Linked DNA regions of Homo sapiens: region 2 is linked to region 1. Evidence: read pairs that join two places in POLR2A ChIA-PET (ENCODE). Cell type or tissue: endothelial cell of umbilical vein. All regions are shown on one strand. Links, peaks and the distances in the headings refer to the core of each region. The heading gives the core; the rest is flanking DNA. Region 1 overlaps GABPB1 (GA binding protein transcription factor subunit beta 1). Region 2 overlaps GABPB1 (GA binding protein transcription factor subunit beta 1).

Region 1 (6,461 bases), core at 3,855-6,354:
TTAAACAGTTGGCTACTCACCATTCTACTTAATAAACATAAGTCCCAGCATGAGCCTGAAATATGAATCTATTTCCTCAGTAGGTCTCAGTTCTCAAATGCATCTTATGGAATGAACTTCTCATTGCAATGGATAAGTTAACGTTTTATAAGATTTTATTTTGTACAACATAGCCCACAAATGTAAACCGTCTTCCTCTAGGGCACAATTGAGGAAACAGTGATATATTTCATCACTAGAGGAAAAACTGACTGTTTTGGAATTATTGAGAGATGGTACCTTACTTCCCAAATGGCAACTTCCTACAAGTTAATTCTGACTATACAGTATTTTCCCCTAATATGCATAATCATTAAATAAGTGGTAACTCCAACGCGTCTCAGACCTTTAAGGATATGACCTGTGCCTCACTGCAGCCTCATCACTCACCACTTACCCCTTGGATTTATATTTTAATACAGGGTTATTTACAATACCCTCATGTGCTATTCTGTCTCATGATTCTACTCCTTTATATGTTATCCAGCCTAAGACGTCTTCCCCTCCCGAACTTACCTAAGTAGTCCTATTCTCCCTCCAAACGCAGTTCAGACATTACCTCCTCCGATAAGTTTCCCTTGACCTCAGCAAAATGAATTAATCACTTCTTTATTCTCTCATTGTGGCCTTAACACACTTCCATTATTAGATAGATTCCATCACATTACAAATGATTTATTTATAAGCTTTCCTCTCCCATAAGCCTTAGGAATTCAGACAAGGATTGATCTCTTTTTTTTTTTTAACCCTTATAGGAGTAAAGGCTAATGGTTTATCTTATTCTTATGTGTATTTTAGTATCTAGCAGCTTCTAATATACCACTCAACAGATGTTTGCTAAATTAAACAAGTCCTTTCTATTCAGCATTATTATAAACACTGTAAACCTACACACAAAAATTAAAGGCAAGATCTTTAACCAAAAATATTTCACAAACTGAAAAAATTTGTAGATTATAACAAAAGTAGTTTGTAGTTCAGTGTTTTGTTTAAGTGGGTATAGACACCATAGATCAGTGCTCTTCAAACTGTTGGTCATGACCTATTAACAGACTGTGAAATCACTTTAGTAGGTTAAAGCCAATGTTTTTGAAAATATCAGCATATATCAAATGTAGTTATCACACATGCACATAGTAACATATATAGATAATTACCATGTAAGATATATTTTTTATTGGGAGTCAGAATAAACAATCATCTGAGAGCTACTTCTATAGTTGTTAGATAGGTTTCAAGGTTTATATTAACAAGTTGTAGTAGTCAAAGAAGGCCTCTTCAATGAAGGACTTAACATTTGTTTTTGTTTGTTTGTTTGTTTGTTTTGAGATGGAGTCTCGCTCTGTCGCCCAGGCTGGAGTGCAGTGGCACGATCTTGGCTCACTGCAAGTCCGCCTCCCGGGTTCACGCCATTCTCCTGCCTCAGCGTCCCGAGTAGCTGGGACTACAGGCGCCCACCACCACACCCGGCTAATTTTTTGTATTTTTAGTAGAGACGGGGTTTCACCATGTTAGCCAGGATGGTCTCGATCTCCTGACTTCGTGATCCACCCGCCTCGGCCTCCCAAAGTGCTGGGATTACAGGCGTGAGCCACCGTGCCCCGCAGGACTTAACATTTGAAGCATAATCTGTCTCCCCATCATCTCTTCTCAGCTCATCTATCAATCTCCCCATCATCTCTTCTCAGCTCATCTATCAATCTCCCCATCATCTCTTCTCAGCTCATCTATCATTCTCCCCCTTAGTCACTGTGCTCTAGCCACAAAAGTCAGCAATTCTTTGAACAAGGCAAATGTGTTCGCACTTTAGGGTCTAGCACAAGTTGGTTCTGCTGTCTAGAACTCTTCACTTAGATACTGTATGGCTTGCTCCTGCACTCTAGGACACCCAGGGAGCAGCTTTCCCAGACCACCTAAGATAGCTACCACATCCCACCAATCTATCCCCTCACCTCTTTTTTTTTTAGATGGAGTCTCGCTCTGTCACCAGGCTGGAGGTGCAGTGGTGCCATCTCGGCTCACTGCAGCCTCCACCTCCCAGGTTCAAGCGATTCTCCTGCCTCAGCCTCCCGAGTGGCTGGGACTACAGGCACACACCACCACGCCTAGCTAGTTTTTGTATTTTTAGTAGAGATGAGGTTTCACCATGTCGGCCAGGATGGTCTTGATCTCCTGACCTCATGATCTGCCCGCCTCGGCCTCCCAAAGTGCTGGGATTACAGGCATGAGCCACCACACCTGGCCAATCAAATGTAGTTACCACACATGCACATAGTAACATATATAATTACCATGTAAGATATATTTTTTATTGGAAGTCAGAATAAACAATCATCTTTTATTACCTACTTTTATTCCTTTTCATTTTACTCATTACCACCTAACATCACGTATTTGTTTACTATGTGTCCCTCCCCACAAACGTCAGCTCCAAGAAAACGGGACTTTGTCTTCTCTTTTGTTCATTACTATAACATCAGAGATTAGAACAGTGCCAGCCGCAGGGCAAACATCCCTGAGTAGGCTCTGACAGGCAAGGAAAGGAAGAATGCATGGAGTTGTGCTTAAGCAAGGTATATTACAGAGTAAACACCAGCTTGATAATGTTAAACAGTAAGGAATAAGGCTGAAGAAGAATATAAAAAGGTTTGAAAGTCAGAAAGTAGAATTTGGACTTTATCTTGTAAACAACTGGGAGTCATTCAAATTTTTGAGCAAATGGTGACCCTTTCAAACATTTATTCAGCAAGGTTCAATTCACTTTGTTTGACAGAATAGACAGTGCAAAGGTCAATAGCACATGTTCTCTCCTCAGGCTTATATGTTTAGCAATGGGTTCAAAATATTTTCAGGAAAATCATTCTGGCAGCCATATGCAAAAAGGATGCAAGGAAGGAAAATCTAAAGTTTAAAGGAAGCAAATAATAGGCAATGCAGAATTCCAAGACAAACTGGGAGCCAATAAAGAGTAAAAAACTGTGCTCACGCCTGTAACGCCTGCACTTTGGGAGGCCGAGGAGGGCGGCACCTGAGGTTGGGAGTTTGAGACCAGCCTGACCAACATGGAGAAATCCCATCTCTACTAAAAATACAAAATTAGCCAGGCATGGTGGTGCACGCCTGAAATCCCAGCTACTCAGGAGGCTGAGGCAGGACAATCGCTTGAACCTAGGAGGCAGAGGTTGCAGTGAGCCAAGATTGCGCCATTGCACTCCAGCTTGGGCAACAAGAATGAAACTCCGTCTCAAAAAAACAAAAAATAATAAATAAATAAAGCAAAAGTATGCATCGCAGACTACTTCAAAATTTAAGTATGATAAAATTAAAAGAAATGGTGAAAGCAGGTGAGAGGCTGAATAATAATAAATCTAAAAGTGATGGAAATTCCTTGAGCGTTCCAACAGAAATATCCAGTAAACTACTGGAGCATCAAACATGGATGGGACACACATTTGGGAGTCATCAGCATATAAAACATCTAAGAGGGGAATAATCAAGTACTGATGAGACTAACAGTGCTAAGAGGCTCATGAAACAACAAAGAAAACAGAATAGTCAGAAGGGAAAACCAGGATGGCAAACTAACACAAACGGCAAGGAGAGAACATTAAAAAGCCTCAGTGGAAATAGTAACACATATATACTAGCTGAAAAGAGTCAGGATGAAGCCAATATTATTGACAAAAAAGATGTCCTCTGAAGCGACAATCTGAATTATGCTATTCCAAAACTGCGTAAGTTAGGAAAGTAGTAGTAAAAGAACTCAGGAGTTGACTAGCCTGGCCAACACAGTGAGACCTTGTCTCTACCAGGAAAATACAAAAATTAGCCAGGCATGGTGACACATGCGTGTAGTCCCAGCTACTCGGGAAACTGAGGTAGGAGGATCACCTGAGCCTGGGGAGGTCAAGGCTGCAGTGAGCTGCAATTGTACTCCAGCCTGGGCAACACAGTGAGACCCTGTCTTCGAAAAAAAAGTAAAAACTCACGGCAGCAATTGTAATTCAATTCTTAAAATTTTTGAAATGAAGAGAAATGCAGCAGATAGCTAGAAAGAACAGTAGCAGCAGTTCATCAAAATTGATTTTTTTTCCTCCCAAAGTACAGATGTCTGTACATTTTTTTTTGTTTTTTTTTTAGATGGAGTCTCGCTCTGTCGCCTAGTCTGGAGTGCAGTGGTGCGATCTCGGCTCACTGCAAGCTCCGCCTCCCGGGTACACGCCATTCTCCTGCCTCAGCCTCCCGAGTAGCTGGAACTACAGGCGCTCGCCACCACGCCCAGCTAATTTTTTTTATTTTTAGTAGAGACGGGGTTTCACTGTGTTAGCCAGGATCGTCTCGATCTCCTGACCTCGTGATCCACCCGCCCTGGCCTCCCAAAGTGCTGGGTTTACAGGCATGAGCCACCACGCCCGGTGAGAAGTCTGTACATATTTTAAGGTAGGGAAGAAAAAACATTGCAAATAACAATCAAAGTGACCAGAGAGGTAAAGTTAACTGTGGCAGCAGGATTCTTCTTCCGTTCAATTTACAAAATAAGATGAAAGAACAGTGATTTGTCATGGTTACAATGAAAAAAAAATGTGCAAGCTTGTACCCTGTTTTCCTTTTTCACTTATATAGAAGTAAATGGCATCTATTAAGAGTTAAAGAGGAAGAAGGAATATGAGACAACAGAAAAATGCAATTAATAAGATGATTGCCAAGAAGTAGGAGGGGCCTATTTGGAATTGTTCAGCGTAAATTTATAGTGGCCAAGAAATCTTCATAATTACTCACCTTCCTCCACAAATATGCTGTGACCTGTGAGGGAAAACAGAAGAAATCGATGGTGGAAAAATCTGACAACAGGAGTCCAGTAAAATATAAAATAAGTGATTGATGTCAAAGTGCAGACTGTATCTAGTGCATACAGGAGTTAAGCTAAACGTCTCAGACTGTTTGGGTTGCTGTAACAAAATACCATAAACTGGGTAGCTTACAAACAACAGAAAGTTTTTTTTTTTTTTTTTTTGTAGAGATGGGAGTCTCACTATGGTGCCAAGGCTGGTAGTGAACCACCTCACCCAGCCCAGGAGGCTGAGAAGTCCAAAATAAGGCACTGGCAGATTCAGTATCTGGTAAGGGCCAGCTTCTAGACATCTGTCTTTTTGCTGTAACCTCATGTGGAAGAAAGAGCTAACAAGCTGTCTGGAGTCTTTTTTTTTTTTTTTGAGACAGAGTCTCACTCTGTCGCCCAGGCTGGAGTGCAGTGGCGCCATCTCGGCTCACTGCAACCTCCGCCCCCCCCAGGTTCAAGCGATTCTCCTGCCTCCACCTCCTGAGTAGCTGGGATTACAGGCACCTGCCACTGTGCCCGGCTAATTTTTGTATTTTTAGTAGAGATGGGGTTTCACCATCTTGGCCAAACTGGTCTTGTACTCCTGACCTCCTGATCCACCCACCTCAGCCTCCCAAAGTGCTGGGATTACAAGCATGACCCACTGCACCCGGTCTGGAGTCTCTTTTTTAAGAGCACTAATCCCACTCCTGAGGGCTCTACCCACCTGAGCTAATCACCTCCCAAAGGCCCCATCTCCTAATGCCATCATCTTGGAGGTTAAGATTTCAACATGAATTATGGGGAGACACAAGCTTTTAGACCATAGCACTTAGGGCAAGAAACTGAGGGTCACTATGAATGGAACAAGTAAAGGAACACAGGAAGAATAATCACATTGGCAAAGATCACAGAGTTCACACAAGTCATTTAGGGCACAAAGGAAATTTTTTAGATCATTCACTTACACACCATACAAATTTTTTTTATTTTTTATTATTAAAAATAATAATAAATATGGAACACATCATAAATTTATGTGTCATCCTTGTGCAGGGACCATGAAAATCTTCTCTGCATCGTTCCAATTTTAGTATATGTGCTGCTGAAGCAAGCACTATACTACTAATTATTTTTTCCTCTGTTTGGATACATGGGAAGTGCTGTGGAAATAAAGGATTCCAGGAGTCAGAAGGGGCTATACATCCAAAACCGTTATCATAATGAGAAGAATTGACCTAATTCCAAAGTTCAGTACTGTAATTTTACAACCACCTCAGTCTCTACATGCACAGAATGGGTGCATTAAAGACAGGTATCACAGTGTCATCTACCCACCTCCTTTAAAGAATCACTACTATAGGCTGGGCGCAGTGGCTTATACCTGTAATCTCAGCACTTTGGGAGGCCAAGGTGGGCAGATCACTTGAAGTCAGAAGTTGGAGACCAGCCTAGCCAACATGGCTAAACCCCGTCTCTACTAAAAATACAAAAATTAGCTGGGCATGGTGGCGGGCACCTGTAACTGCAGCTACTTGGGAGAATCACTTGAACCCGGGAGGCAGAGGTTACAGTGAGCCTAGATCACACCACTGCACTCCAG
Region 2 (4,966 bases), core at 2,438-4,937, 67 kb before region 1:
GGGACCATCTGTGTAGCTTTCATTACATGAGATTTCCCATTTATCCTCTTTTCTCTCTAATTGTCTTCCCAACCCTCCACCACCATAAAGAAATAGAGCAATCCAGTGACAGAGTAAAAGAACTCTTCTGCCATTCATATCACAAAAGATTGATGTTAAGAAAATAATTCCTAAAAGCCAACGAAAACAAATGACATCACAAGTCCTTTTGTGAAGTAATTAAGATATAAATAAAATAAATAACAATAAATGAAAATTAGTTGAGAAGCACAGTCCCTGCAGATACTACTTCTCAGATGAGGCTTTCTGAAAGCATCACAGATTCAGTCTAGAATTTATAATTCTAGAGGTCCAGGGACTATACAGAGGGAAGTGTTAAATCTGAATAAAGTAATTGGGCAGTCAAGATGCCTAACGAACTCAGTGTCTGGATAGTACGTAACAAGAACGATTCTAGGTGCACAGGAAAGAAAATAATTCATTACACCATAACACTAAATGGCTTGTCTTGCAGAACCCTGGTTGAGAAAGGTTGCTCCAGGTGTTTGTTCACACATATGTGGAAACAATTAACCAGTGATGTGGCAACCAGATGACTGCTAACTACAAATCCATCACTATGTAGTGGAAACAATTATGTGGATTTCTGAAAACTTTTATTTCATATACTTTTATTTTTGTCAGTTCTTTAAATCCTCTGTTCAGAGCACTATTGAGAATGACTAGAATGCAAAGCTTTTACAGCCCACCTGAAAACAGCATGAAATAAGTGAAGGGAAGAAGACACCCATTTTAAGTTTTAATTACAAATTCTTGTCTAAGTAGTGATTTTACAGAACAGTAAATCAGATGTAAATGATTGAGAAATTATGTTATGTAACAATGACTCTGAAAAAGGTGAGCTTCCTCCACAGATACCTGAGTACCTGATGCTATCATAGACTTACTCCTTTTAAGCACCAATTATTTTCTCCCATCTATGCCAGCTGTTGTTATTAGGAATCAAAATTATTTCTTGCACCAGGTAAAGTCTCCAGCAGGAGAGGAGACTGGAAGTCAAAGACGACATTAAGTTAGCTTTCACAAACTTGTTCCCAACACTGTCTTGAGTCTTTTCAGGGCCAGCCTGGTCTGAAAGCAAAACTCTACAGTGATTGCCCTCTGGGGTGAAGACACTGGCCCTTCTCTGCTCCAGCACCACATGTCAGGGTACCTGGCTGTGGTACCAGCACCCTGCCTAACATGACAAATTAATGTACCGAAGTAACCAGAAACAACATTCTCTATTGACTTTTCAGGACTGCAGAAAAAGTCACTTCATGCTATTGAAAATATGGCCTGGCATTTTTAAAAACTAGTTTTTGGATCACTTAAAATATGTCAAATTTAGTGGAAAATTGAAAAAGATCTTTTTCCTCTTCCTTACAGAGTTCTTCAATTTGCCCTAAACTCTTTTTTAAGTGCTTCCAATAGTAACCATCAGGCTGACAGACCATAGACCCCTTTATTACATTAACAAATATACTGGTAATTCCAGTGAAAGAGTTAACAAATTCTCAAGAGTTACCTCAGGAATTTTAAAGTCATGTTGTGGAGAGTATAAAATATTTTCATATGGTGGCTCAAATATGCAGTAGGATAACATTTTTAATGTGTTAATAAGATGTGATAAAAACATAAGTCTACAATGAACATATGTGAAAAAGATATTTAATTGCAAAATAGAAAAGTAGGCCAGAGTACAGTTTTAAGGGTAATTGCTTTTTTATACAGTATAGATAACCTAGAGGGATTTCAGGGTTAAACAGTTCATAAAGCAATAAAACACTGAAAAATAAAGCAAGAAAAAGGGGTTTGAAGTAATATTTTACCAAAAAAAAAAAAGAAAAAGTGAACAGTCTGCCAGTGTTTAATGTCCATACATTGTGGAATTCAACAATATTGTGATGAGAGCAAGTCATAGCACAGACACTGAGCTTTCAAAAGGAAAAGTAGAAGTTACATTAGACATGTCTATTGCATCACTGTAATACAAAAAGTTCCTGTTCTACATACAAAAGCAATTTTTTTCCGTAAGAATCATTTCCTGGGGAGAAATAAGTCCATAAAATATTTCAGAAACCCATATGCATTGGGTTTTCCAAAAACATTATCTTAAAATCAGTGCCTTAAAGTGCTTTCATGTGGAAATCATGATGGAAGGCACAGAATACAGTTTCACGTCCCCACTCTTAAATTTTCAAAAAAGCACAGATTTTGCAGAATTGGCAAATTCAAGTTATCTTGTAGGCTGCTCCTTCCGAGAACACTGTCATTCCAATAAAACCAGCTGCCAGCTTACTTCGTTTCAATGACCTACAGAGTAAAGGGGTTTTGTTTTTGTTTTTTTCTGGTCACTTTCATCATTTCTGTGGGAGAAATACCTATGTAAGTGATGCATTTTGAAATTATAAAACATGCAGAATATGTACAAACAGAAATTTTTAAAAATATTTGCTTCATATACATGTAAATCTACTTGGGTATAGCTGAAATTGAACAAATATAAAAATTTTGCTTTCTAAAAAATGTTTTCAGAGAATCTGACACAACTTAAAGCTGTACAAAGATTTCCTGGGAGAAATCTTCTCTTCATACAGAGGTTTATACCTACAGGAGTAATTCCAGCATCAGTCCACCATAATTATTACACAACATTTGGCCTAACCAACAACGATCACCCTTAAAACTGTTCCGTTTCTGAGAAATTAAGGTTTGTACTAAAATCAAAAAGAATTCACAAAAACAGTGGCTTATTCTGGTTTTGGATCTCTTCAACAATCTTTATCAACTCATTTGGAACTGTAAAAAAAAAAAAACTATTTACAGAATTCAGTTTTAAATACATTTCACAACTTCTAAAGTAAAGTTTTATGTTACAAGAACTCAGAGCTCATGGCTTAAGTCCAATTATCCATCTGTAGTCTCTTCTATCATTCTGTATTCCCATGGCTGTACCTTTGTTGTGTACAGTTCAAGATTGTATTCTTTCTTGACCAAAAGTAAAATCAAACTACATGTTCATTTCAATTAAACAGCTTCTTTATTAGTCTGAAGACGAGTCATAGCTTCCAACTTCTGTCTGTAGGCCTCTGCTTCCTGTTCTTTCTTTAGGAGCTGCTGTCGATATTTTTGTGCTTCTCGATTTGCTTCATCCAGCTGTTTCTGAAGAGCTTCTCTCTCCTAATTAAAAGAAGAGGGTTTTTTTTTTAATTTTTGCAAAAATACATTATTAATACATATAAGCATGCATCCTTCAAATTAAAAAAAAAAACCGTAGTAGCTAAAAGCAGCCACCTATTGAAATTTCCTAGACATCTTGCCTTTTCAATCAATTCACTAACATTTAAGTCCCTAATTTTGTGCTCCACATTATGAGATATGGATTAATTTCTGACTGCAAGGAAATTATTTTCCTATTTAGAAATAAGACTAACAGAAAGACTCCAAACTGGGCACCTGTACTTTTATATGTACTACAAAAACTAGTGAAGAGTTTTTAAGAGGGAAATATACAACCATACCTCTTTATATTTCCATTTGTGGTGCTCTTACCAAAAGGTAATAATTATAAAACAATTTTACTGAGCACCCACTATATGAGTAAACAGGGTGATTTCCAACAATAAGCATCTAAGACAGATATTATGCACAAGTTAAAGATGAGAAAAATGATGCTCAGGGATGATGTAGCTCTCCCAAGGTCACATAGTAAGAAGTTGGATTTATAGGGTTCTAACATTACTGCTTTTAAAACTATTTTCATTTACAATAGCAAGCAAGATAATTCACCTTTAAAATGAAGAGTGCTGATCAAGATCAGTATTTCCTAAATTATACTATTTCATAAACCAATAAAATACTAAATTATCAATGATTAAATTATATAGGTATAAAATATATGCATTAAATTCCTCAACAAATTGAGAGCTGAAACACAAATCCAATCCAATGAAAACGGTATTGTTTCTCCTCTTCCTCCTCACTCTGCCCCATTCAGTTATTGCAGGAAAAACAAGGAGAAACATTTCAACGAACCCATTCCCACACCTCTAAGTGAGCACAAGGACAAAAGCTCAACCTCCACAGACCAAAGCTCAAGGGTAGTTTCCAGGTCTTAGGAATGAGGCAACCTCATCACAGATGCCCAGGACCTCTGAGTGGGGTGAAGGCCAGGGGTCGGACTATCACAAGAATGATAGGTCCACAGTGGACAAGACACTTGGCCAGAGAGAACTAAAGGTAAGTGGTTGGCCGACCACTGGGGAGGCACAGTATGAGATTCTCTTTCTATATATCCTATTATGTATATCCTCTGCCTCCTTGACTCCTGCCCATTGTGAACACCAAAGGATTCCTCACCTTCTCTATTCATATGGTTGGTCCACAAGCAGGAGCATGTATAATCCTCCTGCCTTTCTGTGATTCCACTTCCTTCCCCACAATGGGAATGAAGCTAGATCCAACATTTCTTTTTCTCATGGGCCCACCAGATGTGGGAGTGATTCATTTGGAGACAAAAGATCTCCAAATCTTCCAATTACACAAAATGTACAAGTAGAAGAAAGGAATGTCCCTTACTCCCAGTTTAAGCAATGCCCAGGCCCTATCCTGCTGCCTCCCAACACTTCTTCTCCCCTCCTCTTATCCTAAATCCAGCCAAGATAGGAACAAGTCAGAAAAGACAACCTAGGATGAGTCCAAGGTAAGCAATCAATGCCAGTACCCTGGCTACAAACTGTGCAGGACTTTAAGGACACCAATGGAAGGGGTGAGGGGTGGAAGGTTGGATGTTACTTCCCAGGAGCTAGACCACAGCTCTGGCAGGAGTGTCCACAGCCATGCACGTGTTTTAAAATTTTACGTGTGGCTGGGCACAGTGACTCACACCTTAATGCCAGCACTTTGAGAGGCCAAGGCAGGCAGA

What was found. Peaks named below come from ENCODE experiments on the same cell type or tissue, not always from the same donor. Only the 100,000 strongest peaks of a DNase experiment are listed, where the experiment ranks them.
Region 2: POLR2A ChIA-PET joins it to region 1 with 7 read pairs; 7 of 35 experiments call an interaction of 5 or more read pairs at or near these places.

What each region holds. Positions count from the first base shown.
Region 1 is chr15:50,341,554-50,348,014 of GRCh38, forward strand. The region is part of intron 1 of GABPB1 (GA binding protein transcription factor subunit beta 1); the gene reads right to left. It also overlaps the pseudogene RNU6-94P. Among named protein-coding and RNA genes, the nearest start is that of GABPB1-AS1, 9.4 kb to the right of the region's middle. In endothelial cell of umbilical vein, for the core only: no CTCF peak of the experiment used is centred there; a DNase peak (open chromatin) is centred at 4,888.
Region 2 is chr15:50,275,563-50,280,528 of GRCh38, forward strand. GABPB1 (GA binding protein transcription factor subunit beta 1) reads right to left here. Exons shown (of 9, transcript NM_016654.5): 9 at 1-3,222. The coding sequence ends at 3,070. Among named protein-coding and RNA genes, the nearest start is that of HDC, 12 kb to the left of the region's middle. In endothelial cell of umbilical vein, for the core only: no CTCF peak of the experiment used is centred there; no DNase peak of the experiment used is centred there.